Linked DNA regions of Homo sapiens: region 2 is linked to region 1. A link is an interaction called in ENCODE POLR2A ChIA-PET data of the cell type or tissue named here. Cell type or tissue: A673. All regions are shown on one strand. Links, peaks and the distances in the headings refer to the core of each region. The heading gives the core; the rest is flanking DNA. Region 1 overlaps ALPK1 (alpha kinase 1). Region 2 has its middle 56 kb from the start of NEUROG2-AS1.

Region 1 (16,053 bases), core at 4,553-8,552:
AACTTAACATAGAGCAACACTGATGTATTGTTTGTTCTTTATTTTATAATTTTTACAAATGTATAGTACTGTGTAACGAACACCCTCATCAAGATACAGAACAAATTTCCCTCTAAAGCATGCTTTAGATGCATATCACAAATTTCCTGAAGAAAAACAGTTTTCCAGGCCAGGCTCAGTGGCTCACGCCTGTAATCCCAGCACTTTGGGAAGCCAAGGCAGGCAGATCACTTGAGGTCAAGAGTTCAAGACCAACCTGGACAACATGGTGAAACCCCATTTCTACTAAAAATACAAAAATTAGCCAGGTGTGGTGGCATGCGCCTGTAGTCCTAGCTACTTGGGAGGCTGAGCCATAAGAATCGCTTGAACCTGGGAGGTGGAGATTGCAATGAGCCAAGATTTCACCACTGCACTCCAGCCTGGGTGACAGAGGAAGACTCTGCCTCAAAAAAAAAAAAAAAGAAAAGAAAAGAAAAGAAAGGCAGTTTTCCCTGTCCATACTGCCAATAAATGAAGCTTTGTTCAGGGCCAAGTTAATACGGCAAGAATCTAAATAATATTGTTTAGGATAGTGTATACTATGGGGATATCAAATTTTAAGGTGGTTTTAAAGTTTTAAGGTGGTTTTAAAGCTTAGTTCTTATATAGGAGTCTTGGCATATTAGTAGGGCATGTATATCCCAGGGGATATAGGGGAAAGTCACAATAAGGAGGAATTTTACCTATTATTTTAAACTAGGTAACTCAGAGGCTCTTCTAATGTTGGACCCAAATCCTTGTACTATAGGATTCTTTTGGATCTAATTATTCTGCTGGAAGCTGGATGAGAAAAAAAATCCTGGGCTACTTTGTTTTGTATGATCATTGTTGCCCATATACAGTTACTGCTAGAGCCAGAAAGGAAAATTGGATAACAAAGGTCTTGGATTAGCTTTTGCCAACCTACCACATTCCAGGGGTTCACAGTACCTATGTTAAGATCCTTTTTTAAACAGGGCACAGTGGCTCATGCCTGTAATCCCAGCACTTGGGAGGCCGAGGAGGGCGGATCACCTGAGGTCAGGAGTTTGAGACCAGCCTAACCAACATGAAGAAACCCCATCTCTACTAAAAACACAAACTAGCCAGGCGTGGTGGCACATGCCTGTAATCCCTGGCACTTGGGAGGCTGAGGCAGGAGAATCGCTTGAATCCGGCAGGCGGAGGTTGCGGTGAGTCAAGATCGTGCCATTGCACTCCAGCCTCCAGCCTGGGCAACAAGAGTGAAAATCTGTCTAAAAAAAAAAAAAAAAAAAGATACTTTTTGAGTCAGGGAAATGCAGTCATTTGCTTTTGGGCACTTATTGTGATTCTAATCATTGAGCTGTAGTCTTTTCTAAAGAACAAGGTAAGCCAGATGATCAAGGTTCTTTTCATTTTGCAAAAGGTAGATATGAATGCCTTTGTGGGAGGATGGTTGGATTCCTGTCCTCTTGTAGTATTGGATGTTCTTAGCAGGAAGTAGAAGCTGGAGCCATCTTGGGATAGAAATGAACAAGCTCACTGGAATCCTGTTTGAGGGAATGTGGCAGGACAGGGACTAATATCTGTGTGGGGTGAGTTTCTGAGTACCAGCTTTGAGAGAGCTGCATAATGGATATAATATATTCAAGCCACATAATCTGGAGGCAAAAAATATAACTCTTTATATTTTTCAATGACAGTATAATCTCTATCTCAAAATGCCATTTCATCTGAATAAGGGAAAGCTTGACCTAGTTAAATCTAGGCAGATTCCAGTAATAAAGGGTCTTCCTCATTAATTCTTGGCTTTCTTGGACTTCTCCTGAGGAGGACAGGTGCAGGGCTTTCACAGAGGGATCACAGTTCAACAGCTCTGATTCATCCCTTGCGTTCTTGGGATTTTTATTCAATCTGAATGGATATGGGAAGTGCTTATTTTTTATAGCATGTAAGTTCTCTGTCATGAATCTTTCATGGGGCTTTGCATTCTGAAAAAATAAATGAACGTAAAACCAACCAACCAACCAACCAACCAATCCATGCCCTTGGCTGGAGTCTACCTCTCAAAACGATTAAATCTACTTTTGTTTACTGCTATATCCCTAGTACCTACAATAATGTCTGGCACATAGTAGGTACCCAATAAATATTTGTTGACTATCTGAATGAATGAGTGAACAGGGGAATGAATCAAAGTGTAGGTTTTCACTTGCTCTTTTCAGACCTAGTGATCCCAGCAGAAAAGTAATCAAATGAGCAGCCACACACAGTGGAGATAGGTGAGGAAGTACCCTGGGCAATGGAAAGTAGATTCATTAAAATAATGGGTAAAATGAGATTCAGACAGATGTCACTTAGTGTTAAATCCAGGGAAGACAGACCTACAGAAACTACATTTGGAAATATTAATTTTCCTGTTGAAAAAAAAAGTTTTAACTGTAAGCAAGTTGCTCAATCTCTTTGGGCCATTTGCCTCTTTTGTAAATAGAGATGACCAAAAATTAATGAATGAAATTTAGCTGAATATAATTTTTAGCATCTTTATGGAAGATGCTAAAATTCACATATCATAAAATTTAACCATTTTAAGGGTATAATTAAAGTTTTCTTCCCTCTTAAATAGCTTGAATCCATTTCTTATTAAATATGTACTTGGCAGTTAATATTTTGGAGCTATGGATGGGCAACAACAGCGTCTTCTATAGTTATCTTTTTTGTTCATGGTCTTGGTCAGGTATTAATAATAGTGTTATGCTGGCCTTATAAAATGAACTAGGAATGTCTTTTATATTTTTCTATTAGCTATATAATCTAAATATCCTAGAAATTACACATTTCCAAAGAATTTGGTGGAACTAGACTACAACCACATCTGAATCTGGTACCATTCTTGGAAATAATAGGCAAATTTTTCCACTTATTCTTAACTAGAAATTTTTTTTTTCTTCAACCAGTCTTAATCATCTATTAAAAATTGTTCTAGAAAATGTAGTTCATATAAGTTTTCATGTTTTAAAATTGGATTTGTACATCATAGTTTATTATACTTCTAAAGTCTTAATCATAATACTGTTTTTATTCCTTTTCCCATTCTGAAAAGAGTCCTTTTTTTATTAGATTTTCCTGAAAGCCACTTTACTGACTTTTTAAACAACAAGATTTTTAAATTTATCTACTTTTTATAAATCATTATTTAAAAAATATATATGTTTATGCATTCCCCCAACTTCCCAAGTTTTAGTTTGTCTCTCTTTTTACTTCTTTGAAATAAAAGCACATTTTATACTTCTTCGCTTTTATTATTAAAGATTATAAAGCTATAAATTTTCATCTAAACATAGTTTTGGTGGCATTAAGTCTGGAAATGTATTGGAAAATGACAATAAGATGGTTTCTGAGTGCTATTGGAACTTCCAAGTGTTGGGCTGGGTGCAGTGACTCAAACTTGTAAGCCCAGCATTTTGGGAGGCTGAGGCAAGAGAATTGCTTGAGGTCAGGACTTTGAGACAGCCTGGGCAACAGTAGTGAGACTCCATCTCTACAAAAAAAATTTTAAAAATAAAAATGAGCCAGGCATGGTGGCATATGCCTGTAGTCCTAGCTACTTGAGAGGCTGAAGTGGGAGGATCATTTGAGCCAGGAGTTAGAGGCCACAGTGAGCTACAATCATGCCACTCCATTCCAGCCTAGGCAACAGAGTAAGACTGTGTTTTTAGAAAGAAAAGGAAAGGAAAGGAAAGAAAGAAATTTCCAAGTGGCTCAATAAAAAAATTTAATTTTAAATTAATAATTTAGAGCTTTTATGAGTTGTGGTCAAATAATTTTTTCCTTTTGAGGATTTGTGAAGCATCTCTTAAGCCTACTATACTGTGAATTTTCAGAGATGTTCAGTAATAAGTTTAAATATATGTTTATTTTGCATAAAAGCCGAATGGTTTGCTAATAACTTTTTAAATAATTTTGATTAATAAACTATTTTATGTCATTTTTCTTTTGAGAGGGAGTATCACTCTGTCGCCCAGGCTGGAGTGCAATGGCATGATCTCGGCCCACTGAAACCTCTGCCTCCCATGTTCGAGCCATTCTCCTACCTCAGCTTCCTGAGTAGCTGGGATTACAGACGCACGCCACCATGCCCAGCTAATTTTTGTATTTTTAGTAGAGACGGGGTTTTGCCATGTTGGCCAGGCCAGTCTCGAACTCCTGACTTCAGGTGATCCACCCACTTTGGCCTCCCCAAGTGCTAGAATTCAGGCGTGAGCCACCGCGCCCGGCCGTCATTTTAATTTTTAAGTGTATTCATTCTCAATGTTTTTTCCCCTAGGAAAACTGTTTTTGAGTAAAATATCTTGAATAATTGTAAATCTACCCAAAAAGCATAGAGTTTTTTTCTATACTTTTTTTCTACCTTGTTTAAATTAGAAAGTGATACTAAACAGACAATCAGAAAAAATGTATATAAGGGATAAGAGGAAAAGTCTATACTTTTTTTACCTTGTTTAAATTAGAAAGTGATACTAAACAGACAATCGAAAAAAATATATGTAACGGATAAGAGGAAAAGCCTACAGAAAAGATGCTTAATAAGTTTCAAAGTGGTGCAGGCATAGAAAAATGCATACCACTTGGGAAAGGTATTTGCTAGTGTCTGGAAGGCTGCAAATAAAGTCATAAGGTCTTTCAGAGTATGTTTTACCTTGGAAGTGAGTGGAATGTAAGAACAAGCAGAGAATTACATTAACTATAAATAAATTTCAGCGTGAATATAGATATTGCCAGCATTAAAGGAAGATGGCATGACAACTACTAGCAAAGTTTTCATTTAATTTCTGAAAGTGCCAAAGTGGTTCACAGGAACAGAGATACAATTATAACTGGTCACCTACCTCATGGTCACCTCAGGAGAGCAGGCAAAAACTACCTGCTACGTAGTGGGCAAACCCATTTAACACCAAACTCAGAGTTCCTTCCACTGTGCTGTAAAGCCTCTCTAGCATATGCTTGTGAAGAAAATGGCTACTTTAAATAAGAAGCACTACTGAGAAATGTTCTTTACTCTGCATGCATCTTCAAAAATATTTGAAATTACCCACAATGAGAGACACAGGTGTGTCCAGAACTCTTAAGTCAAGGGTAAAGAAGATGGACCAAATAATGAAAGGTGTGGGTTAGACAGTTTGTACAAGGTTATCCAAATGAGGGACAACCCTGGATCTGAGCACAAATCCTGGCTCTGAGTTTCCTGGGAGTAAAAGCAAAAAGGGATAATATGATGAGGTTCCGGTGTCCATAATCAAATAAGAAGAAATATATTTCTTTGGCATAAAAATCAAAATGTCTCTTGCTTTGATATCATAGGACAATTTACTATGTGGGGCTTTAAGTAAAATAACATTAGATAGTGTAACAGACATCTTCAATAGCAATTTTTACACAATAATTATTTTCAATATTACGAATAATTTATAAACCAATTATTTGTTTATAGATTAGTTAACTACAAGATAAGAAAAACAAAATCAGTCTTCTTTATAACACTTTTCTTTTAAAAAAATAATTTAAACATTATTAAAGGAATGTCATCAGTAGAATATAGACTTCACTAATTTTCCTTTGTTTTAACTAAAAAAATACATTTTCTGCAATGTTGTATAATTTTTAGTTTGCCATACTTTGTTGAAATTGAATCACTGCATCATCTATTGGCAGCTCAGTTGGATATAGTCAGCTGAGTTGTCTTTGTCTATGAAAAAGTGAGCTACCTAGAAATTACTGCATCTAAATGTTTAATGCTGCCCTGCAAAACTGTGACATCACTGAATCTCTTTCTCTTGATTATCCAGGATCAGATTCCCTAGACAGAAGGTGTGGTTAGCACTTGATCCTAATCAAAGGACCAAAAATACTTGGTTATAGTTCATTTTAATCTTAGTTGAAAAGATTGTGGATAGACACTTAGGAAAAAGTGAAATCAGCATAATATCGTCTCTTCAAGTGCAGTCCAGCTTTCAGAATGGTAACTTGGATTTCGGCCTCCTTGTAATTCTCCCTGATGAAAACAGAAGGATTTCACAGCACAGAAAGCAGTGGTTTATGAGTCTGGGTATGGACAGACACACAAGAGAACTCTGTTCATCGTCTTCAAAGTGATGCAGCGATGGCAAGACTGCTGCTGTGGCCACATGTAATATAGCCTGTAGCTCTTTAAAGAGGATTAGCCTTAGTGCGCTGGGAGCATTCAATGCTGGATTTCATGTAGAGCAGAATATGCTAATGAAATGTAAATGTCTACGGCAAACATTGCGTAATATAGAAAACCTTCAAAACTGAGCTTTGTCTCTTGCACGGTGGGAAACCAAACTTTATTACATCAGAAAAAAGTAAAAAAGAAATAACCTTATACTTTTCTGTCCTATGTATCTGCTTCTAAAAAAAAGTGAAGTTAAATGCATACACATACGTATTTATACTTAAATTAAATTTCAATGTTATTAGAAAAAGTAATTTCAGTCACTCAAAAATCTCTTACTAGATCTATGCCCTTGGGTGGATGTAAAATCATTTATCTCTGAAGAAAAAAATACACATAATATGGATTTTCTTAAACACTGTTATTAAGATTACAAAGGGCTTACAGAGTAGATTCCCCCCTCAACCCTTTTCACCTGAAAATTTCTTATTTGTGATTTCCACTTTGTGCGTGAGCAATGTCCTTCTACTCAATGTTGGGAAATGCTACATCTTCATAATTTTCCACATAGTGCTTTTACTACTTCATAGGAAGTCGGTATGAGATTTGATCAGTTTTTTAAAACTGCACATGCACTTAGTTAAGATATCAAAGTTATTTTCATTTTAGTATTAGAATTTCAGAACGCATTTGGTATTAGGAAAGTGAATTCACTGTAAGATGTGTGATTTGCAGTCCATGTAATGATGTGTAGCATCTTTGAATTCACGCACGTGGTTCCCAAAGATTGAAAGCCCCCTAAAGATTTTATCTCAATTGCTGGGAAATAAAGATCCCAGCAAACACATGGAACTGGGTGCTTAGTTACTAGCATTTCCCTACACTCAACCAAGTAGCTTAGGTTCTCTTGGTTTTTGTTGGTCGGTGGTGTGTGTGTCTGTGTGCGTGTGTGTTTTATATCTCAGTTTTGAAGGGTTTGTCTCTGTAGACATAGAGGGATGGTAATACATATTCATGAAAGCGTGTTCTTTCCAGTCCCTGTTAACACTGACAAAGCCTTAGCTGTTTCACACAGCAAGCTGACTGGGATTGTGTGTGGGGGCTGCATGGCCAGATTAGTGCAAACAGCAAGCCCACTCTGCTGCTCGTTAGGCCTTGCCTTCCTGACAATTTCCCCAATTGTCGCTTGTGACAAGGCTGTCATTAGGTGATGGCTTCTTTTGGCCATTTTCAGATAAAGATAATTTCCTTAACTTCCATTTTATTTGACAACAGGCAGTTTGGGAGAGAAAGGAAGTGCTTCAGTAGTATATAGATTAGGGTTTTGTCACTTCAAAGCCATCTTTGATCTAAAAATATGTGCTGTACCAAATTCATTATGTCTTTTTTTAAAGAGCTTTTAAATTTATTGATCTTCTCCTCAATTATTCTCCTTTTACGTCCAATAATGATGTGCGAGATGGTAGTGTTGGGCAAAGCCTAAGGAGGAGTGTGGGGTGAATGCAGCCAACTGGTCACTTCTGAGGTCATTACAAGAACGAAACAACAGGTGCTTTTGTTTAGTGTTGATTCTTTTCTGAATCCCTGTGTGGACAAAGGCTTCTCTTCTATTTATTGCTCAACATAATGATATCGGTGCCAAGAGAATAAGACAAAATTACGTTTGGTATTACAGCATAATAAGTCATAGCGTGTACAAAAATTGTGCCTACAGTTGCTTTCACCCTCACCTTTGAGGCCACAGGTTTCTCCAGCCAGCGCAGGAGTTCTGTGGAGAAAGAGCAAGAGACTTCTTTGTTGACCAACAATTTGACTTCCTCTAGAAGCAAGCTTACATTGTGCTGAAACTCAGCTTGCCAAAGTTCTTAGAATTGAATCATTAAAAAAATCATACAGAGAAGAAGAGAATAAGAATTCCTGTGTGAAAATGTACTTTAAAAATAGCACTATGAGCATTTATGGCTTAGACAGTAGGCCACTTGTTTAGAAGGTCCACTTGTCCTCCTTTTGTTGTTGTTGCTGTTGTACACAATGGTTGTGTGGAATTACTATGTTTTAAACAACACCTAGGACAAAGGGGTGTACAGTTTACATCCAAACTATCATGATTAGCAATTGTCTCCTAAAACTTCACATGTAATAACCAATTTAGGACAGAACAAGCTACTCATTTCCACTCCTGCAATTAGGAAAAGGAGGTGAAAATAAACACCTTAATTTCATTTTTTTGGTCTAAATGTTATGTTACTTGCCTCTTGATAGTCTACTTTATAATTTAGAATGATCTAGATGCTTTTGATATTTACTATTTTAGCAAAGAATTTCAAAATCTTATATATTAAAGAAAATATGTAATTTTAAAGCATGACCTCAGGCTCCTAAAAGCAATGACAATTGCTTCTTTTGAAAAATCACTTTTCTGAATTTTCAAAAGCTAGTATAACACAATGCCTTTCATTTTGCCTAACTAGTTTAGAGGTCTAGGACTCTATCCATGGACCTTCAATCCACAGTAAATTCTGGATAAAAACAGCCAGCATTTTCTATATGTCATGTACTTTTATCCTTACTAAGAAGTAGATACAATTGTTAGCTCAATTTTACAGATGAGAAAGTGAGACACAAAGACATTAAGCAACTTGCCCATTCTCTCATATTCCAGTAAATGTTAGAGCTAGAATTCAGACTTGGGTACTTTAGATCCAAAGCCTCTGCTCTTATTGCTGGGGCCCAGAATACATGGGACCTGGAATACCTACATACGCTTCTCCTGATTCCTCCTGGTACAGAACAAGTAAATGTTAGTTCTTCTCTCCCCTTCCATCCCTTCAGCTCCCCAGTCCTGGTCTCCTGCCCTACACAGTCCAAGCAAGTGGGCCAAGAGATTGCAGCAAAGGAGAGGGGCCAGAGAGGAATCTTATCTTCTGTCCTGGCTTCTCCAGTTTTCCTCCTGCCTGCACATTAAACACACAGGGACTGACGTGCTGAGACCTGGTAAATTCAGACAGTGGGGTTCACGGTTCATCGTATCCTTTGAAGGACTCCTCCACCACTTCATTCAAGATATCTGATGTCATTTCTCTTGACTTCGTTTTAACTAGAAAACCTTGATTTTGATTATTTTTTAATTTTTGGTGAAATCAGTAAATGCCATTTTGAAGAAAGAAAGAAGTAGACTATGAAGGAGAGTGTTTTGGGGAAAGATCTCTGTGTCGTCTTAGAGTTCACCTGCTTTGTGACTAGTGAATGCACTACAGAAACTGGCAGACAGCAACACCCTCAGCCTGCCTCGGAAGAGACAAAAGTAAATACCCGTCTCAAAGAGAATGCACTGAAATATGATATCAGCTGCAAGAGAGGGCCATCTCCTCCGGTCAAATGAGAAAAATCATATTATCCTCGCTGTGGTATACAAATAGCTTGTAAGCCACATTCTCCATTTGAATGATAACAATAAAGTGCTAACCTCGCTGCTGCAGGCCAGCCTGATCCCATCTCCAAACACAAACACTTCTGCCTGGGTTTTGGCTGGGGGTTGTGCTGTGGCCTCCCAACCCCCACCCTTTCCCCCCCTTCTCCCCCCTACCCCCGTTAATTGGCTGAGACCACCAGAATTTGGAGGACACAGATGTCACTGATAGTTTTCCTAGGGAGCACATTCATGCCCATCTGTTGCAGCCTAGAAGGCTGTTCATATATCCACAAGGCCTTCATTTAATTCTTGTCAGAAAGTAATGTAAATCCAGTTTACCTCAGAGGTCGCAGGCGAGATTTATGCCAATGAGCCCCCTGCAATTTACACACACTGTAGTTGTATAGGATGAAAAGAAAGCCTTTCATGTTGGTGCATATTAACAAGAAAGCCTGCCTTCCGAGAGAGGCTTTTTGATTGAGGTTTCTCCTGATTTTAATACAGCCGATGCCAGTTGGTATACCCAGCTTTAGAAAAGCGGGGAAAAAATCTAATCTTTAAACTGAAGTTTCTTCTTTTATAAGAAGTAAAAGAGAAAGAGTGAAATCCTAGCAAGTGGCACTGCCATGTCTTTAATTATCTCTTACTAGACAAAACTCCCTCGCACTTGGAGAAGACAGTGTGACAGGAGAGCACGTTCCAGCCTGAACTGCTGCGAGTGGAAGTCTAGGGAGAGCTCAGTTGTAAGCAATGATCTTTCCAATGTGAAAATAGTGGGACTGAACAGTTGAATTAGACTTCTGACTTTTTGTCTGTCTCTTTCTAGTATAGTTAAAGTATGGAGTTTGATAATTTGGATCAGGCTAGGTAGAAATTGATTCATCAGTAAATTGGAAGAAGACATATGTGATATATACATAGAAAATAATTCATAGAATTATCTTATTGGAAGTCTAAGAGCATTAAAAAGGACTTGGGTTACATCTTTCAATGTATTGATACATTTTGAAATATTCAGGACTGTGTAAGTAGGCTGGAAGGCAAATGGTTTTAAAAGCATTCATGGGGTCAAAGACTCCTGGAAATTCTGAATACACACCTTGTTTAGTATGTGACCTTGGGAAAGTTACTTAACCTCCATGACCCTCAACTTTCTCATCTCTAAAGTGGGGATCATAAAGCCAATATCACAAAGTTTTGTGTCTGAGGTGCACAGCATAGCACCTAAAGTACAGAAAGTATTTAACCAATAGCAATTTTCCCTCTCCACCTTGTCTTTTGGTGGTACCTGTGACAGCAAATTACAGATTTAAAATGTTAGTTAATTTGGTTCAAAACCTCTAAGCATTCAACTCACCAGACTACTTTTTCGTATTTAAAAAATGTTTAAAGATCAATGAAGTTGGAGATTTTCTTTCCCACTGTTTAGAATTTTTGTTGTCAGCTGTTTAATTTTTTAATTCTGTAGAAAGTAGAATAATAGAAGTGTGTTGGTTTCGGTAAAAGTAGGCATGGCTGCCATGCTCATTCAGAGTTGTAGCCTCTGATTTCCCAAGACAGTGTTAATAGGGGGCGTGCTTCTCGTGTTTTTATAGACAGTGCTCATTTACCCATACTAATGGCTTTGAAGTATATGGTATGATTATTTTTGCACCACATTTAACTTTTTGTTTGTATTTTGCTTAAGATAATATTAAAGTTCAGCTGTGATTTCTAAGTACATACTAACAGGACAATGAGGCACAGTAACCTAGAAGCATTACATGATGTGGATGTGGGTGGAATGGGGCCCTGATTAAAAATACAATGTGTTGTTGGCAACACAGTAAGCAGATACTCCAAATATGCATAATCTGGACTTAATTACAGAATTGGATAAAGCAGTAGCTTCATTTTGCAGAGTAGTGGTCATATTAGGGAGGCCGAAGCCCAATTTTGTTGGTTATCTAAACCAGGGAAGAGGAGATTTCAAATAATTTCAGAACGGTCTCTTGCTGCCTCTCAAAATTCATCAAGACCATTCCTTTTTGTTGGGGTCCTCAAAAGAGAATTTTTAAATTTTTTATTATTAAAAATTTCGAATATGTTGTTACAAAAGTAGAGGGAGCAATGTAAAAACTTCATGTACTCTTATGTAGCTTCAACATTTAATAGTCCATAGCCAACCTTGACTAATTTACATCTTTAATTTCTCCCCAGCTCCATGCCTCAAATTCTTTTGAAACAAATCTCAGACTCCATATAATTTCATTTCTAAGTATTTCAGAATGTATCCCTAAACGATATGAACTCTTGGAGTTTCACTCTTGTTGCCCAGGCTGGAGTGCAATGGTGCAATCTCGGCTCACTGCAACCTTTGTCTCCCGGGTTCAAGCAATTCTCCTGTCTCAGCCTCCTGAGTACCTGGGATTACAGGCGTGCGCTGCCATGCCAGGCTAATTTTGTATTTTTAGTAGAGATGGGGTTTCTCCATGTTGATCAGGCTGGTCTCGAACTCCCAACCTCAGGTGATCTGCCCACCTGGGCTTCCCAAAGTGCTGGGATTACAGGTGTGAGCCACCACGTCCAGCTGATATGAACTCTTTTTAAATATAACCACACTACTTTTATCCCACCTTAAAAATTAACACTAATTCTTTAATATCATTTATTATATCATATATTATCAGTCAGAAATCATGGGACTTTGAGTTTTAAGAAAGGAAATTCATTATTTGAGTCTCATATTACAAATTAGTTGTTTTGCTTCCATAACACAACAGTTTCATGAGGACTCTTAACGACATTCATTGTGGATTTATATGGTTGACACGTTTTGTGATATGTGGTAGTAACTTTTAGAATGAGAATGTGTCACCTTGTTGAAAAATAAAAATCACACCATCATTATGTTCCTACTCCATCTTCATTGATTCATTTGGATAAGTGTTTTCCAAACTTATTGGTGTCAATGAAATTGTATGTGGATGGCCATCATATAAAACAGATGGAAATGAAATTGCTCTGGGTCCATGATGCCAACCAGTCATTTGGCCTACTCTTTCCCCATGTGGGGCATTGCAGGTTTTGGTATGTGAAATGCTTTCTTAAGTATATACTATTTTCCCATTATGATTTCAGGGTAAGACAAATTGCTGTGTGAAACAGTTTTAAGAATAGAAGATTACACACATAGCCAACATCGAAAAACAAACAACAGTACAGTATTTACTTTTTAAGCTTCCTACCAGCAAAAATAATCTTTCACTTAAAGTAATTAAAATGTTTATTGTAATGGGAAGAGTCCACTGTGCTCATAAATAACGACCCCACTTCTCAGTTGACTACACTGGGGCCTCCTGGGAGGAGATGTATTTGCTTCCTGTCAGGATTAATCTATAAATGCAATCACCACTTAGACCTCATCAGTTCTTTTCTTCCCCTTCATTGGTCCTCTGGACTTATATTGTAGCTCGAATAAGGTCAAATTAGGATACTTTTTCCCCAGGAAAAATATAGCAGTAGCTGTTTCAGTGTTTTAAAATTTGAGAATCAAGCCTAAGAGTCGTGTCTTTAAATAAACTACATATACTTTTCTGTCATAGAATCAACATTCTGTTAAACTAATGATTTCTGCTTGTCAGTATGATGATCAGTTTCTTCCCCACAAAAAGCAGGACACAGAGTGGTCTCACATAAAACCACAGTGGCCTTAAAAGCTTATGTCTAACTTCTGGCACGTAATCTTAATGAGTTGCTATTTGAACTTTGACAAATCACTGAACTTTTGACTTAATCTTCAAATGGGAACCATATTCCTTGCTACCTTCCTCACTGTAATCTTATAAAAGTCATATCATCAACCCGATTCAATTTTCTTTGTCAAGATCTAATAATAAATACCTTTTCTTCTAAGTAGTATAATAGTAGGAAGGATGGAATGAATTCTCCAACTTTCCTAAATTTAAGTAAACTCATCCTGTGGGTCAGAATGTTGCTTTGGAATTTTTTACAAGTTGAATTATATAATTATGTTTACTTCTCGAATGAAGTTGTTTCTGTGGGTTGAAAATATCTCTTCTGTTTCTCTGGTAACCTTCCAAATACCAAATATGTATACAACAGATATTCAGTAAATGCTTAAATACCATTGAGAAGTTTACAGATACAGTGCATCTTATTTGATGCATTAAACTTCTAAGTTAGCTATGAAAGCCAAGCTTTAAGGAAAGAGCAGGAAGCAAGCAATTATTTTTTGCCAGTAATAGACTGTGTAAAAGCTAATATGTTTCACTTGCCTATTTCGATTTACTTATTTTTTAAAAATTTCCTGTATCACACTGTTAGCTCTATACTGGCAAATATTCCTTCATTAGCTAAAAGCAAAGAATAGAATTAACACTAAGTCTCAGATCGCCATCCTCCTTATTAGAGAAAGGAGAAAATGAGAGTTCTTCCGCTTGAAGAGGTACCAAAGAAAGTAAGCAGAGTGGTTCAAAAACAATAATCATCCCCTAAGCCAGGTGATTGGCGTTCTGAGCACATTTGCTCTGCAACTTAGCCGCATTTCACTCAGTCACATAACTCTTACAGAAAGTGTAGAATCCTGAAAGTCTAAAACTGTGCTCATTTTCCAAATCAGCCTGGTGAAATCTAGTTCTTGATTCTCAAATTCAGAATTTCAGTTTTAAGTTTAAGGGCATTAAAACTGCAAGTTATAGAGTGAATAGAAGAAGGCCTGGTTTTCTAAACAAGTCTGTTGGTCTCTGAAGGCTAGCTACACCAAGGCCTCTGTGCTTTGCACAAGCCATGAGGTGCTTAGGCGCGGTGTCGAGAGGTAAGTCAACAAAAAATGAAATGTGCTATCTTTTCTTTGCAGACACATTTTGAGTTTGTTCTCCTTAAGATCAGGCAGGACTAGTAGAATCCTACTGTCGACTGCTTGTCTTACAGAGTCCCTTGCTGCTGGCCTGTACTTAGTTGTCACTCTGTGAATAGCTTGGCATGTGGGTGTTTGCTGTCTTTGCGCCTGCAAAGTGTGCGGACATCCAGGCGGTTCTCCGTTACCATCTCCCTGCCACTTGAGGACATGCAAGTCCTATTTGTTTCCAAGCCAGTAGGAGGCTCCCTGCCAAGACCCATCGGCTGCTGGTGACATGAACACGCTGTGTGAATCACACAGCCACATGGTGGACTTTCATTATGTCAGCCCAGGAGTGTGGTCTGCCAATCCCCAGGCCAGAGGCCCACCCCTAGGCGCCTTTGACATTTTAAGTATAAAATAAATAAAGAGCTTTGTGTGTGTCTCGGAGCAAAGGAGAAGATGAGGGGCTGTGGGTGTTTCTGTCTGATCTGTAATCCGATGGAGGCTCTTCTTTCCTGTCAGCCACTTCAGGGCGCACTTCTCTGACACCTCAGACAGAGGCAGGCTGAGTGCCTGGAGGCAAACAGCTGATTAAACCAAGTTGGCTGGATGCAGTTTTTGTTTTTTTTTTGTCTTGTTTTAAGCAAATGAAATTCACATCTTTTTCCCTGAAAAAGTCTAATAAGTGGTCATAACATTTCAATTATTGAACAGAATTTCTATTCATTAATTGAATATGGATCCAGATAATTATCTAGGAGATAATCCCAGTGGCAAAAACTGCAATTACTTTTGCATCAACTTATTATTACGTGACTTTATACTGGAAAAATATCAGGAACCTGAAGACTTTGCATAGTCAAGCAATTTTATTTCTCAAAAACCTAAATGGTAATGAAGCCAACAAGGAAACCAAATCCAGAGTAAACTAGGAGAGATTGGATAACCTCTTAAAAAATAAAATTTAATTTCTTGAAAACTTTATTGATAGCAATAATTGATACCTATGAAGCACTCACTATGTGCTAGGCAATTTTTTTTGTGTTTTACATATGTTAATTCAGTTGATGCTTATAAAACTGTGAGATTGATCCTATTATTACCGCCCCAACCCCTGCCCCCCCCCGCTTTATTTTTGAGACAGAGTTTTGTCCTGTCACCCAGGCTAGAGTGCAGTGGTGCAATCTTGGCTCACTGCAACTTCCGTCTCCCAGGTTCAAGCGATTCTCCTGCCTCAGTCTCCCGAGTAGCTGGGACTACAGGCGTGTACCACCACGCCTGGCTAATAGTTTGTATTTTTAGTAGAGACAGGTTTCACCGTGTTAGCCAGGATGGTCTTGATTTCCTGACCTTGTGATCCACCTGCCTCGGCCTCCCAAAGTGCTGGGATTACAGGCACGAGCCACCACGCCCGGCCTACATTTTAATTTTTTAAAAAAACTCTTAAGCTTTTTTTGTGAGCAGAAATTCTCAAGTATCTAAGCATGGTATTTTAGGCTCCAGAAGAAATTCACTATTACAGTGTCCTAGTAGCCCAGACCTATGAGAAAACTGAGACATGATTTGCCTAAAGCTACTCAGCTAGTAAGTAGCAGAAATTTA
Region 2 (16,053 bases), core at 5,414-9,413, 120 kb after region 1:
TGTGGAGGAAAGAGTGGGTGCTCACTTTTCTCCCCATATTACCCAAATGCCTCTTTTATGCCCCATCCCCATCTTCTACACTCTCCTCTTTCTCGCTTTCTAAGGAGAAAAAATTGAAATTTAGAAACAAAGAATTCCGACACTCTGAAGTAATTCACGGGGCTTCACTCACTTTCAGGTCTTTCCTTTTCAGGGCAATAGTTTTTAGACTCAGCTGGTGATTAGGTCCTCTCTAGTTCTACCGCAGTCACTCTCACTAGGCCTCCTTGAAGGGGAGTGTCTGGTGAAATCAGACAGGAATAGTCCCAGCTCTGCTGCTCACTAGCAGAGTGGCACTGAGCAAGTTGCCTGGCCTCTTTACAGCCTTGGAGTGCCCATATGTAAAACAAGTATAAAAATCCCTACCTGGGTTTTGCTGTGAGGATTAGAGGTAATGCCTATGAAGGACTTAGCACAGTGGCTGGCACTCTTTGGTGTTCAAAGATAGGGTTTTTGTCTCTACTAAAAATACAAAAATTAGCTGGGTGTGGTGGCACATGCCTGTAATCCCAGCTACTTCAGGGGCTGAGGCAGGAGAATCGCTTGAACCTGGGAGACGGAGGTTGCAGTGAGCCAAGATCACACCACTGCACTCCAGCCTGGACAACAGAGCGAGACTTCCTCTCAAACAAAACAAAACAAAGATAGGGTTTTATTGTCATTATTACCCCAGCTGTTTTTCTGGTGTAGTCCTGATGAATTCATTTATTCAGTCCCACTCTCACCAACTGTGGCGGCCAAGATTAGTTAACTGCATGTGAACCCAGAATCTCCCCCAGACAGAAGGAGCAAACTTGGACCTAGGGATAAGCCATTTCTGATCAGGGTAGGGAGTGGGAAGTGCAAATAATAACAGTAACACTAACAATTATAATAGATTATGTTTTGTGGTTATTTACTGGTGCTTATGCATCATTATTATATCACCCCGAAATATTCTTTAAATTGCTGTTTTTGTCAAAATAGTCTAATATTGGTAAATTCATCTGGCTTGACCTAAATAATACTCAAACATAATTCTCTCATTCCATATCTCTCCAAACAACTCATCTCCAGGTAGTCCCATATCCTCCCAGCCATATGTGACTGCAATTCCCCAGATATGATGTGACTTCCCACAGATGTCTTCCAAAGCCCTTCCCTGTACCTGGTATATTCACTCCTACATTCCCTGGAAAATTCTATCCTCCCTCCCCTAGGAAACTATTACTTGTCCTTCAAGTGTCATCTCCCCAGGAAGACCTTCTCTGACTCTTCTACTACTCCCCTCTAGTAACACTAACACACACACACACACACACACACACATACAGGCTCCATTACACCATCACAGACCTTTACGGTAGGACCTCAATTGCACAGTAATTACTTGTTTATGCCTCTGCCTCCCCCCATTAGATTATGAGCACATGAAAGCAGAGATTGTTAGTTCACTTTGGCAGCCCCAGTGCCTAGCCTGGCACTTGGTTGTTAATAAGGCCTTGCTGAATGAAAGAATTAAATCATTAAAAATCGCAAGATTAATTAAGAGTGTGGTTTTATGATTGACCCATTGTGGCATAACTCTTAGTGTAATACAGTATTTAACATTGTGCCTTGAATATAGCACGTGTTCCATAAATGTTTGTGAACTGAATGAATGAAGGATGGCAGGTGAAAAATCTCTTAATTAGATCCAGAGGGTCCTCTTTATTTGTACAATCCAAATAAGAAAGGCGTTCTCAGACACTGAAAGAAGCTATGCTGACATCTTTGTCTTACAAAAGACTCATCTGAATGATAATGAGTGTGGAAAATGGATTAGCTCCTGGGTGGACAGGGTTTTTTTTGTTGTTGTTTGTTTGTTATTTGCTTTTGGTTTTTGTCTCAGTGAAAAAGTAAAAATGCTTGAGTGCTCCATCACTTAGGGAGATTGAGCCCATCTTCTTTTCCATGATTTTTATTTTAGTGCTTATTTAATTAAGAAAATTAAATCATTTTTGTGGTACACGAATAAAATTGGTGAAAATTATGGTTACCAGTATTTTATTACTGTTGATTTTTATCGCTCTTATATATCTGTAAACCAGATAATGCCGGAGAAATTGATTGCCATCTGTTCTTAGACTCTAGGAATAGGGCATCATTATCTCTAGGAGTACTCTACTACTATGTGACCCAAATGTACTGGTAATCCAATTTTTTAAGATCAGTAAATGTTTTTAACCTATATTATATGCATTATTACATGATATGCTTCAGATAAAGCATGAATTACTTTTAAAACAAGTGATAAAGAGGGCCTAATTTACTGGTTCTGGCTCAGAAACCAGGTGTTTTAAGTGCATTGAGTTTCATGAATTAAAGAGTGTGTTTCCTCCTTTATCCAGAGCTGCTAAGGATTATTGAGACTCCAAGATTAAAGGCACATCATGAAACTAAAACAGGCATTTAAACTTCCTGTGCCAAAATGCTGCCTTTGTTTCCCATCTCTTTCCTGATTAATCTCAGGACCATTCTTCATTACTACTACCCAAAGGTTAAAAGACGATTAATAGTATCAACTTCAAAACTTTTGTGAGAATTAGAGCACATGTAACCTTGCTAGGACGGTGCCTGGCAAAGAGTAAATGTTTCATCAATGGTTGTTGTTGCTATTTTTTTATCATTATTTATTCACCATATTTTCATCCTTTAAACCAAAGCAGAGTTAGAGTTAGCAATATTAGTTGTGTTTTCCACTTGAGCTAAGGTTAATTCCTAGATGAATGCCAGTTGCTTTAATTTTCACTGATAGAATCTGCTTTCTGTATCGTTAACCTCCACACTTGAGTATTCAAGTTTTGTTTCATAGTGTTGCCTCCATGCTTTCTGTGATCGGTCTCTGCTATAAGTCCACTCAACATCATTAACCTTTCATCCTGATTATGAAAATGTGGTTTTCCAAACGTATTTGACTCTGATAACACATGGTCACAAAATTATTTACATTAAGGGTTGCAGCCTCACACAGCTCCAGAGAGTCCCATTCACTTGAAATCAACATGCATTAGTCATCTATTGCTGCCTAATAAATTATCACAAATTTAGCAGCTTAAAACAATACCTGTTTGTTATCTGACAGTTCCATAGGTCAGAAATCCTGGATGGTATGACTGGCACCTCAGCTCAGGGTATCACAGGCCTAAAAGCAATCTGTCAGCTGGCTGTGTTCTCTTCTGGAGCTTGGGATCATCTTCCAATCTCATTCCTGATGTTGGTAAAATTCAGTTCCTTGTGGTTGTAGAACTGAGGTGGCTGTTTCCTTGTTGGCTGTTAGCTGGGTTTGTCTCAGTTACTTGTAGCCACTCTGTGGTCCTTGTATGGAACCCCTCCAGCATCAAGGCCAACAACAGCACACTAAATCCTTCTCATGCTTCAAATTTCTCTGACTTCTCCTGCTTCCAGTCATAGAAAACTTTCTGCTTTAAAAGGGGTCAGCTAATTGAGTCAGGCCCACCTGGATAATCCCCATATTTTAAAGTTAACTGACTTTCAACCAGGCATGGTGGCTCACACATGTAATCCTAGTACTTTGGGAGGCTGAGACGGGCAGATCCCTTGAGGTCAGGAGTTCAAGCCCAGCCTTGGCAACATGGTGAAACCTCGTCTCTACTAGAAATACAAAAATTAGCCAGGAGTGGTGGCTCACGCCTGTAATCCCAGCTACTTGAGAGGCTGAGGCATGAGAATCACTTGAACCCAGGAGGCTGAGGTTGCAGTGAGCTGAGATCGCACTACTGCACTCCAGCCTGGGCAACAGAGACTCTGTCTTAATTAATTAATTAATACTTATTAATTTATTAATTAATTAAGTTAACTGACTTGGGACTTTACAGCAGTGCCTGTATTACTGTTTGAACAACCAACAGATAAGAATCTTGGGGGAGGGCATCTTTAGAGTGTTGCCTACCACATAATGTGAGTTTGGTGCGCTCCTGGTTCTGAGATGCTGGGTTTCACACACATTTTAAGGTTTTTAGATGCAAGGAACACAGGCTTGTTTAAGGAAAGTTAAATAGGATACACATGATACAAGAAGTGGTCTCACAGTTCCGAGTCCAGTGGGGCGGTGGGAGCGATGACAGTCTGAGATGGTAGGAGCAGTTGTGTGAAGATGGAGTCTCCCGGAGGAAATGACAATTACCTGACAATCACAGGGCCGTCACACCTCTTCCTGTCAGGGGCCGAGACATTCCATACACCAAGCTTAGGTGATGAAGAATTTGAAATCCCACCTATCTCTTTGGATTCTGATCCCTCATTGGCTGTCTCAGATGTGGTTGACCACTTTGATGACCTGGCAGACCCTTCCTCTTCACAGGATGGCAGTGCTTCAGCCCAGTATGGGGTCCAGACATTGGACATGCTCTGTGGGCATGACCCATGGCTTGATGGAGCAAGGTGGGGGCTCCTCAGTGGAGGCTTGATCATGGACTTAAACCACTCTATAGGAACTCAGTATAGTGCCAACCCACCTGTTACAATTGATGTACTAATGATAGACATGACATCTGACTTGATGGGGCATAGCCAGTTGACCACCACTGATCAGTCAGAACTGAGTTTCCAACTGGGTTTGAGCTTACGGGGTGGCACCATCCTGCCACCTGCCCAGTCACCTGAAGATCGTATTTCAACCACCCCTTCACCTACTAGTTCACTTCACGAGGTTGGTGTTGAGGATTTCTGGAGGCAAATTTCCAGCCAGAAGACAGTGGTGGTGGAAGCAGGGAAAAAGCAGAAGTTCCCAAAGAAGAGAAAAAAGAAAGATCCTAATGAACCTCAGAAACCAGTTTCAGCATATGCTTTATTCTTTCCTGATACACGGGCTGCCATCAAGGGACAGAATCCTAATGCCACTTTTGGTGAGGTTTCAAAAATTGTGGCCTCCATGTGGGATAGTCTTGGAGAGGAGCAAAAACAGATATATAAGAGGAAAACTGAGGCTGCCAAGAAAGAGTATCTGAAGACACTGGCTGCTTACGAAGACAACCAGGAGTGTCAGGCCACTGTGGAAACAGCGGAATTGGATCCAGCACCACCATCACAAACTCCTTCTCCACCTTCTATGGCTACTGTTGACCCAGCGTCTCCAGCACCAGCTTCAACAGAGCCCCCTGTCCTGTCCCCATCCATTGTTGTTAACTCCACCCTTTCATCCTATGTGGCAAACCAGGCATCTTCAGGAGCTGGGGGTCAGCCCAATATCACCAAGTTGATTATTACCAAACAAACGTTGCCCTCTTCCATTACTATGTCTCAGGGAGGGATGGTTACTGCTATCCTAGCCACAGTGGTGACCTCCTGGGGGCTCCAACTAGACCCAACCAGTACAGCCACTATCCAGCCCAGTCAACAAGCCCAGATTGTCACTCGGTCAGTGTTGCAGGCAGCAGCAGCAGCTGCTACTGTTGCTTCTATGCAACTGCCTCCACCCCGACTACAGCCCCCTCCATTATAACAGATGCCACAGCCCCTGACTCAGCAGCAAGTTACCATTCTGCAGCAGCCTCCTCCACTCCAGGCCATGCAACAGCCTCCACCTCAGAAAGTTTGAATCAATTTACAGCAACAGCTACCTCCTCTGCAGATCAAGAGTGTGCCTCCACTCACTTTGAAAATGCAGACTACCTTAGTCCCACCAACTGTGGAAAGTAGTCCTGAGCGGCCTATGAACAATAGTCCTGAGGCCCATACAGTGGAGGCAACTTCTCCTGAGACCATCTGTGAGATGATCACAGATGTAGTTCCTGAGGTTGAGTCTTCTTCTCAGATGGATGTTGAATTGGTGAGTGGGTCTCCTGTGGCACTGTCACCCCAGCCTCGATGTGTGATGTCTGGTTGTGAGAATCCTCCCATTGTGAGTAAGGACTGGGACAATGAATGCTGCAGCAATGAGTGTGTGGTGAAGCACTGCAGGGATGTATTCTTGGCCTGGGTAGCCTCTAGAAATTCAAACACAGTGGTGTTTGTGAAATAGTCCTTCCTGTTCTCCAAGCCAGTGAAGAGTTATCTGCTGGGAACATGTCTAAGAGCCTGTTTTGGAAACACAAGCTGGGCTTCTGGTAGTGCCTGATCACAGCCCATGATGTCCGTTCATGTTTCCCCCCTTTTCTCCCTTCAGCAGAGGCCAGGCTATGGAGCAGGGCCGCTGAACTTGCTGTAATCTGGAGATGCTTTTTACACAACCACAAGCAGAAATACCAGTGGTAATAGCAGAGGAAAGGGTGAAGGGAGTATGGGCAAGCAAAGTATAGAGATGGTAGGAGTGGTGGTGGGGTTGAAGAAACTTGTTGGTATAATTGTCATAGGACTTGCCTAAAATATTATTAAAATGACGGGAGTGTACTCAGCTTTGAGCCTAGGGAAAAAAAAAAAAAAAGTGGTTTCACATGAAAATCCAAGACCAGAAACAAACATGGAACCTCACAGCAGGAGCTAGTGAATCCTTGCTCTGGTGATTTGCCATTAACAAAATTTATGCAGTCTCCTTGATTGTATTCTTTCTATATTTCAAGTTTAAATTTCTAGAGTTCTGCTTTCATTTAGAATGTAAAACATCATAAGAGAAATGGCTCTCACCCTAGCAATTGGAAAAAAGACAGAAAACCCACAAACTTTTCATGAACCCACTGAAGAGCTCAGGTTATGGGGCAACCAAATAAATTAAATTCCAAAGAATTACAAGCCCCTTCAATGAGAGAGAGGACATGCAAACTCTTTTGCCATTGGCAGAGCATAGAAAAAAGAGACGGCCACCATATAAGCCAGTTAGAAGAAATCAGCTGAAAGTTTAGTAGATTCTTAAAAGTCAATTTTGGACTAAAGTATCGCTTGAAATAACTGACAGTCCAAGACACAAGAGGATTTTGCCCTAATTTACTAGCTCGTTTTCACTGCCCTCCACTAGAGGCTCATGAGAAAATCTAGAGATGAATAGGCATGCAGGAGGTCATCAGTGGTACAGGCACAGAGAAAATTTTCAGTTGCCCCTGGGGAAGAGATATGAACTCTACCCAGCTACATGGCTCCTTCTGTCACTGAAAGAAAAAGCCTGAAACTACTGGAGATAAGGCAAGAATTCTGTTGCTTCTAGTTGATGACTAGAAGCAAAGGCCCTCTGGCCCTGGGAAAAAGCAGGGAAAACTCTTGCCCTCAGGATCCTGCACTGGTATAAGGAGAAGTGCGCTACTTCTGGGAATAGGCGGGAGAACTGTTTTCTATCCATGGCCCAATGACCCACAGATCAGAGTTCAACAGACACTGGGAGAAAGGGTAGGCAAGAAACACTGATGAGGCTTCATTTCTGAGACCCAGGCATGCAAGTCTGCCTAAAATTGAAACTATGTTAGGAAAATAAAAATTCCCTCTTCCCACAATAAACCTAGTCCACAATAACAAGCAATAGTATTTTACCACTGAAGAAGGATAAAGAACATGGAAACAGACTCCCCCGCCACCACCATGGTATGGATATGAAAGGAGCAAAGAAAGCTGAGGATAGAGCAGGAACAATGAGAAAAAGAAAACAAAACAAAAATGAAAACCTCCACTATCTCAGGCCTGCCCCACTCTAATCACAAAGAAGCATCAGCCCACCACTGAAGAAATTCAGAGCTAGCACTGCAATGAAGATAATGAGAGCAACAATAAAACCCAAACCCAGTGTATGTCTGCCTACACTAACTCAATGCCCAACATAACAGCCAAGCAAAAGAAAATGCATGTCCTTTTCCAGGTGTAAATATTATTTGTCTCAGCTTCTGTCATTCTTCCACAAAGGATGTCCAGCATTCACTCAAATAATAGGAGACTTTAAGAGCATGCAAAAACAACCCATTGTCAAGAGATAAAGCAATTGACAGAACCAGACTCAGAGATGACCCAGATGTTGAGAGTATCAGACAGAGATTTTAAAATCACACTGATTCATTTTGAAATTTAATAGAAAATGTGGACAGCATGCATGAACAGACAGGAAGTTCAGTAAAGACACAGAAACTATTTTTAAAAGAGTCAAATGGGAATGCTTGAAATAAATAAACACACATACACACATAATACCAACAGTGAAGACTTCACTATATGTGCTTATCAGTAGGCTGAACACAGCTGAGAGAAGAATTGGTGAATTTGAAAATAGATCAGTACAAGGCAGAAAACTAACAAAGATATTCAGGGCCTGAACTCTACATTTGACCTAATGGGCCTAACAGACATCTATAGAACTCTCCAACTAAAAACAACAGAATATACATTCTTCTCACCTGCACATGGCACATGCTATAAAATTGACCACATAATCGCCATAAAACAACCCTCAGCAAACTAAAACAAAAAACCAAAATCATGCCAAACACACTCTTAGAACATGGTACAAAAAAAATAGGAATTAATTCTAAGAAAATAACTCAAAACTGTACAATTATATGGAAATAACTGATCTTCTACTGAATGACTTTTGGGTAAACAATGAAATTAAGGCAGAAATCATTAAATTCTTTGAAAGCAATTAGAACAAAGATACAACATACCAGAATCTCTGGGACACAGCTAAAACAGTAGTGTTAAGAGAGAAGTTAATAGCACTAAACACCCACATCAAAAAGTTAGGAAGACATGAAATTAACAACCTAACATCATACCTAGAGAAGCTAGAGAAACATGAGCAAACCAACTCCAAAGCTAGCAGAAGGCAAGACGTAACCAAAATGAGAGCTGAACTGAAGGAAATTGAGATGTGAAAAATCATACAAAAGATCAATGAATCCAGGGGTTTCTTATTTGAAAGGATAAATAAGATTCACAGACCACTAGCTAGACTAATAAAGAAAAAAGAGATGAGATCCAAATAAACACAATCAGAAATGAAAAAGGGGACATCACCACTGACCCCGCAGAAATACAAAACAAAAGTTCAGAAACTACTATGAACACCTCTATGCACACAAACTAGAAAACCTAGAAGAAATGGATAAGTTCCTGGAAACATACAACCTCCCAAGATTAAACCAGGAAAAAATTGAATCCCTGGACAGACCAATCATAAGTTCCAAAATTGAATCAGAAATAAAAGGCCTACCAACCAGAAAAAGCCCAGAACCACATGAATTCATACCCAAATTTTACCAGATGTATAAAGAAGACCAGATACTGTTCCTACTGAAACTATTCCAAAAAATTAAGGAGGAGGGATTCCTTCCTAACTCATTCTCTGAAACCGGCATCATCCTGATACCAAAACCTGGCAGAGACACAACAGCAAAAAGGAAAACTTCAGGCCAATACCCTTGATGAACATACATGCAAAAATCCTCAACAAAATACCAGCAAACTGAATGCAGCACCAGATCAAAACCTAAGCCCTCACAATCAAGTAGGGTTTATCCCTGGGATGCAAGCTTGGTTTAATGTATGTAAATCAATAAATATGATTCATTTCATAAACAGAACTAAAAACAAAAATTACATGATTATCTCAATCGATGCAGAAAAGGCTTTCAATAAAATTCAACATCCCTTCAAGTTAAAAACCCTCAACAAACTAGGCATTGAAGGAACATACATTAAAATAGTAAAAGCTATCTATGGCAAACCCACAGCCAATATCATACTGAATGGGTAAAAGCTAAAAGCATTCCTCTTGAGAACTGGAATGAGACAAGGATGCCCACTCTCACCACTCCTATTTAACATAGTACTAGAAGTCCTAGCCGAAGTAATCTGGCAAGAGAAAGAAAAAGAAGGCATCCAAATAGAAAGAGAGGAAGTCAAAAAAAATCTATGTTTGGAGACAGTATGCATCTATACATAGAAAATCCCATAGTCTGTGCCCAAATGCTCCTAGATCTAATAAACAACTTCAGCAAAGTTTCAGGATACAAAATCGATGTACAAAAATCTGTAGCATTTTATACACCAACAACGTCCAAGATGAGAGACGAATCAGTAACACAATCCCATCCACAATAGCCACAAAAAGAATGAAATACCTAGGAATACAGCTAACCAGGGAGGTCAAAGTTCTCTACAACGAGAATTACAAAACACTACTGAAAGAAATCAGAGAAGACACAAACAAATGGAAAAATATTCCATGGTCATGGATAGGAAGACTCAATATTGTTAAAATGGCAATATTGCCCAAAGCAATTTACAGATTCGATACTATTCCTATCAAACTACTAGTGACATTCTTGACATAACTGGAAAAAACTATTTTAAAATTCATGTGGAACCAAAAGAGAGCTCAAATAGCAAAGGCAATTCTAAACAAAAAGAAAAAGAGTGGAGGCATCACATTACCTGCCTTCAAACTATACTACAAGGCTACAGTAACCAAAACAGCATGGTACTGATATAAAAACAGACACATAGAACAATGGAATAGAAAAGAAAACCTAGAAATAAAGCTGCACCCCTACAACCGTTTGGTCTTCAACAAAGTTTACAAAAACAAGCAATGAAGAAAAATTACTGATATCTGTATCCCCACCCAAATCTGGCTCTGTATCCCCACCCAAATCTCACTTTGAATTGCAATAATCCCCACGTGTCAAGGGCAGGACAGGTGGAGATAATTGAATCACGAGGTGGTTTCCCTCATGCTGTTCTCCTGATAGTGACTGAGTTCTCACAAGATCTGATGGTTTTATAAGGGGCTTTGCCCTTTGCTGTGCACTCATTTTTTCTTTGGCTGCCCTGTGAAGAGGTGCCTTCTGCCATGATTGTAAGTTTCCTGAGGCCTCCCCAGCCATGCTGAACCATGAGTCAGTTAAACCTCTTTTCTTTGTAAATTACCTAGTTTCAAGTATGTCTTTATTAGCAGCATGAGAAAAAACTAATACAACTCCCAATTCAATAAATGATGCTGAGAAAACTTGTTAGCCATATGCAGAAGGTTGAAGCTGGACCCCTTTCTTACACCATACAAAATTCAACTCAAGATGGATTAAAGACTTAAATGTAAAACCTAAAACTATAAAAAAAAAAAAAAAACCTGCTAGATAACCTAGAAAATACCATTCTGGACATCAGCCTCGGCAAAGATTTCATGACAAAGACTCCAAAAGTAACTGCAACAAAAACAAAAAATTACAAATGGGACCAAATCAAACTAAAGAGCTTTGGCACAGCAAAAGAAACTATCAACGGAGTAAACAACCTACAAAGTGGAAGAATATATTTGCAAACTATGCTTCTGATAAAGGTCTAATATCCAGAATCTATAAAGAACTTAAACAAATTTACCAGTTGTTAAAAAAACAAACAACCCCATTAAAAAGTGGGCAAGGGACATGAACAGACACTTTTCAAAATAAGACATACATGTGGTCAACAAACATATAAAAAAATGCTCAACATCACTAATTGTTAGAGAAATGTAAATCAAAACCACAATGAGATACTGTTAGATGGTGTAAGATACCAGTCACAATAGCTATTATTAAAAAGTAAAAAAACATGACAGATGCTGGAAAGGTTCCAGAGAAACGGGAATGTTTATACACTGCTGGTGGGAATGTAAGTCAGTTCAGCCGTTGAGAAAAGCAGTGTGGTAATTTCTCAAAGATCTTAAAAAGAAGTACCATTTGAACCAGCAATTCCATTATTGGGTATATACCCCCCAAAAATATAAATTGTTCTACCATAAAGACACATGTACATATATACTCATCCCATATATGTCCACAATACATATATATGTTCATATATATATATATATATATATATATATATATATATATATATATATGTTCACATGTACATATATGCTCATCGCAGTACTGCTCACAATAGCAAAGACATGAAGCCAACTTAGGTGCCCATCAGTGGTGGATTAAAGAAAATACATGTATACCATGGAATACTATACAGCCATAAAAAAGAATGAGATCGTGTTCTTTGCAGCTACATGGATGGAGCTGGGGGCCATGATCCCAAGTGAACTAATGCAGGAAGAGAAAACCAAATACCCCATATTCTCACTCCTAAGTGAGAGCTAAATATTGAGTACACATGGACACACAGAAGGGAACAACAGACATGGGACCTACTTGAGGGTGGAAGGTGGGAGGAGGGATTACCTATTGGATACTATGCCTATTACCTGGCTGATGAAATAATCTATACACCAAACCCCTGCGACATGCAACTTATTTATATAACAAACCTGCACACATACCTCTGAACCTAAAATAAGTTTTTTTAAATGAATATGACCTTAGGATGTCTTCTTTATTATACTTTAAATTCTAGGATACATGTTAGGATGGCTTTTACAACACAAAAGAATATACTCATTTTGTCCAAACACGGTAGTATTTTAATGACATGTTGAGCATTTTTATTTTGTTCATTTTTTATTAATTCTTCTTAGCATTAGAAAGAGTCTTTTGTTTCTTTCCTTTATTTTGTTCACCAGTCTATATATTTTTTAATTTGTTGTATTGCTTTTCATTTCTCAACTGAAAAGTAACTACCATGGAAATGAAATTATATCTGTTCTGTACAAGGTTGTAATCCTTATACAGAGGATGAAAGTTATAGTTCTTGCTATATGTTAGGTGCTCACTAAATATTTGTCAAATAAAAAAATAGATCAGTAAATATTATTTAAACTGGAATGTAAAGAGCCAAAAGAGTTTTAAAAAAGAATAAGAGCTGCCAAAAGCTGCATAGCAATATTAAAATAACTAAACATATGCAATTGGATTACCAGAAGAAGAAAAGATAGAGAATGAAACAGAGGAAATATTTAAAGAGATAAATTCTGAGAATTTTCCAAAATTAACAAAAGACAAAAATTCACAGATCTAACAAACCTAGAAAATCTCCCCAAAATATAAATATCAAAAGAAGCCACACCTAGACATAGCATAGTCAAACTGCTGAAACCAAATATTAAGACAAAATCTTCACAGTAGCCACACATGGAAACAGGGTAGCGTGGAGGAGATATAACTTACAGAGGAAAAAAGACAAAAATTACAAAAGACCTCTTGTCAGCAACTATAAATTAGGAGACAATGGCATGCTTTAAAGCACGAGGTGGGTGGAGGGGAGGGAGAGTTAACTGAATGTATTAGGGTTCCCTAGAGGGACAGAACTAAAATATATATATATATATATATGCAATGCTGTGTGGAAACCATGTGTATATATATATATATACACACACACATATATATGTACACATATATATACACACACACATATATATGTACACATATATATACACACACACATATATATGTACACGTATATACACACACACACACACACACATATAAAAGGGAGTTTCTTAAGTATTAACTTACATGATTACAAGGTCCCACAACAGGCCGTCTGCAAGCTGAGGAGCAAGGGGAGCCTGTCGCAAAACTGAAGAACTTGGGTCCAATGTTTGAGGGCAGGAAGCATCCAACATGGGAGAAAAATGCAGGCTGGGAGGCTAGGCCAGTCTCTCCTTTTCACATTTTTCTGCCTGCTTTATATTCACTGGCAGCTGATTAGATTTTGCCCACCAGATTAAGGGTGGATCTGCTTTCCCCAGCCCACTGACTTTAAGGTTAATCTCTTTTGGTAACACCCTCACAGACACACCCAGGATCAATACTTTGTATCCTTCAATCCAAAGAAGTTGACACTCAGTATTAACCATCACAGGTCCACTCCTTGTCAACCTGAACCCATACACATCTCCTGAGATCATACATAATCTTCAAATAAAGGCAATAAATACAACTATCCTTCGTACAACCAGAAACGTACCAATCCCCAAACCAAATACTATTACATAAGGTTAACAATACTTAAATGCTGATATGAAAATCAATAAATCTTACGTCACATGATAAAGGAAAAAGAAACAAAATAAGGATTTTTTTAGTACATGCATATACATGCACAAACATGTTTTTGGCAAAAGGAGTAAATACTCATGACAATCACAGTCCCCATTTCTGCAGCTGGTCACGTGGTCATAGCTGGTATTGATGACAACCTTCTTCTACTGCCCATTCTGTATTCCCTTTGCTTTCAGCAAGCACCTCAGCAGGTTGTAGTTTTTTTCCTGGTGGAATGACCCAAACCTTCATTCCTGAGGGGTCTGGGCCATTTGTAGTCCTGCCTGGATTGGGCTGTTGTAGTTTCCCATTGACCTTAATCACAGGGCATAGTAATACTAAGAGATGCCCTAGTGGATCTCCTGCATTCCATGCATACTCTTCCTTACATCCATTGTGGAATAGTGGACTGATTTCATCTTGATAGTCCTCATCAATTACCCCAGCCAACACTGTAACTCTCTTCTTAGCCTGTTGACTTAAAGGTAGGAGGAGCCCAGAGTGTCCAGGTGGCCATCTTAACTTCCAGTTTAATGGAATTGTTGTTATGTCTCCTGGTGGCAGGATTCCTCCCTCTGGAAGTAAGACCTCTAGGCCAGCAGAATGTAATGTCACAGGAACAGGAAGCAAAAATTTTGCTAGTGGATCACTAGGGGTTTTGCTGAGTGGTGCCACTTTCACTTCCACCCCTTGATTCCTGGACCAATGAATTCTGGCTATGGGAGAAACAGTATCATATATTGAACACTGATTCAGAGCATACATGGCCTTGTGGAGAACTTTACCCCAGCCCTGTAAAGTACTGTCACCTAGTTGGCATTGTAACTGTGACTTCAAAAGGCCATTCCACTGTTCTATCAATCCGGCTGTTTCAGGGTGATGGGGAACGTGATAAGACCAGTGAATTCCATGAGCATGAGCCCACTGCCACACTGCTTTAGCCATAAAGTGAGTGCCTTGGTCAGAGGCAATGCTGTATGGAATACCATGATGGTGGATAAGGCATTCTGTGAGTCCATGGATGGTAGTCTTGGCAGAAACATTGTGTTCAGGATAGGAAAACCCATATCCAGGGTAAGCGTCTATCCCAGTGAGGACAAACCTCTGCCATTTCCATGATGGGAGAGGTCTAATATAATCAACCTGCCACCAGATAGATGGCTGATCACCCTGAGGAATGGTGCCATATCGAGGCTCAATGTTGGTCTCTGCTGCTGGCAAATTGGGCACTCAACAGTGGCTGTAGCCAAGTCAGCCTTGGTGAGTGGAAGCCCATGTTGCTGAGCCCATGCATAACCTCCATCCCTGCCACCATGGCCACTTCTTTCATGGGCCCATTGGGCAATGACAGGGGTGGCTGGGGAAAGAGGCTGAGTGGTGTCCACAGAACGGGTCATCCTATCCACTTGATTATTAAAATCCTCCTCTGCTGAGGTCACCTGTTGGCAAGCATTCACATGGGATAAAAATATCTTCACAGTTTTTGACTACTCAGAAAGGTCCATCCATGTACCTCTTCCCCAAATTTCTTTGTCATCAATTTTTTAATCATGCTTCTTCCAAGTCCCTGACCATCCAGCCAAACCATTGGCTACAGCCCATGAATCAGTATATTATTGCACATCTAGCCATTTCTCCTTCCATGCAAAGTGCACAACCAGGTGCACTGCTCGAAGTTCAACCCACTGGGACGATTTCCCTTCACTGCTGTCCTTCAGGGATGTCCTAGAATGAGGCTGTAATGCTGCAGCTGTCCTCTTTCCGGTGTTGCCTGCATATCGTGCAGAACCATCTGTGAAGCAGGCCCTAGTCTTCTCTTCCTCTGTCAGCTGATCATAGGGAACTCACCATGAGGCCATTGGTGCAGGGTGGGGAAGAGAAGGCAGGAGCGGAGACCACAGGCATTTGAGCCACTTCTTCATGTAACTTACTTGTGCCTTCAGGACCTGCTCAAGCCCGATCATGTATATGCTACTTCCATTTGATGATGGAATGCTGCTGTGAACAACCCACTTTATGGCTAGGTGGATCAGAAAGCATCCAGTTCATGATAGGCAGTTCAGGTTGCATGGTGACTTGATGACCCATAGTCAAACGTTCGGTTTTCACCAAAGCCCAGTAACAGGCCAAAAGCTGTCTCTCAAAA

The links. Peaks named below come from ENCODE experiments on the same cell type or tissue, not always from the same donor. Only the 100,000 strongest peaks of a DNase experiment are listed, where the experiment ranks them.
Region 2: POLR2A ChIA-PET joins it to region 1 with 6 read pairs; 3 of 35 experiments call an interaction of 5 or more read pairs at or near these places.

Annotation. Positions count from the first base shown.
Region 1 is chr4:112,333,984-112,350,036 of GRCh38, forward strand. All of the region lies in intron 2 of ALPK1 (alpha kinase 1), which reads left to right. Among named protein-coding and RNA genes, the nearest start is that of ALPK1, 45 kb to the left of the region's middle. In A673, for the core only: no CTCF peak of the experiment used is centred there; a DNase peak (open chromatin) is centred at 6,248; H3K4me3 peaks cover 772 bases; H3K27ac peaks cover 1,761 bases.
Region 2 is chr4:112,451,750-112,467,802 of GRCh38, forward strand. It overlaps the pseudogene TOX4P1. Among named protein-coding and RNA genes, the nearest start is that of NEUROG2-AS1, 56 kb to the right of the region's middle. In A673, for the core only: no CTCF peak of the experiment used is centred there; no DNase peak of the experiment used is centred there.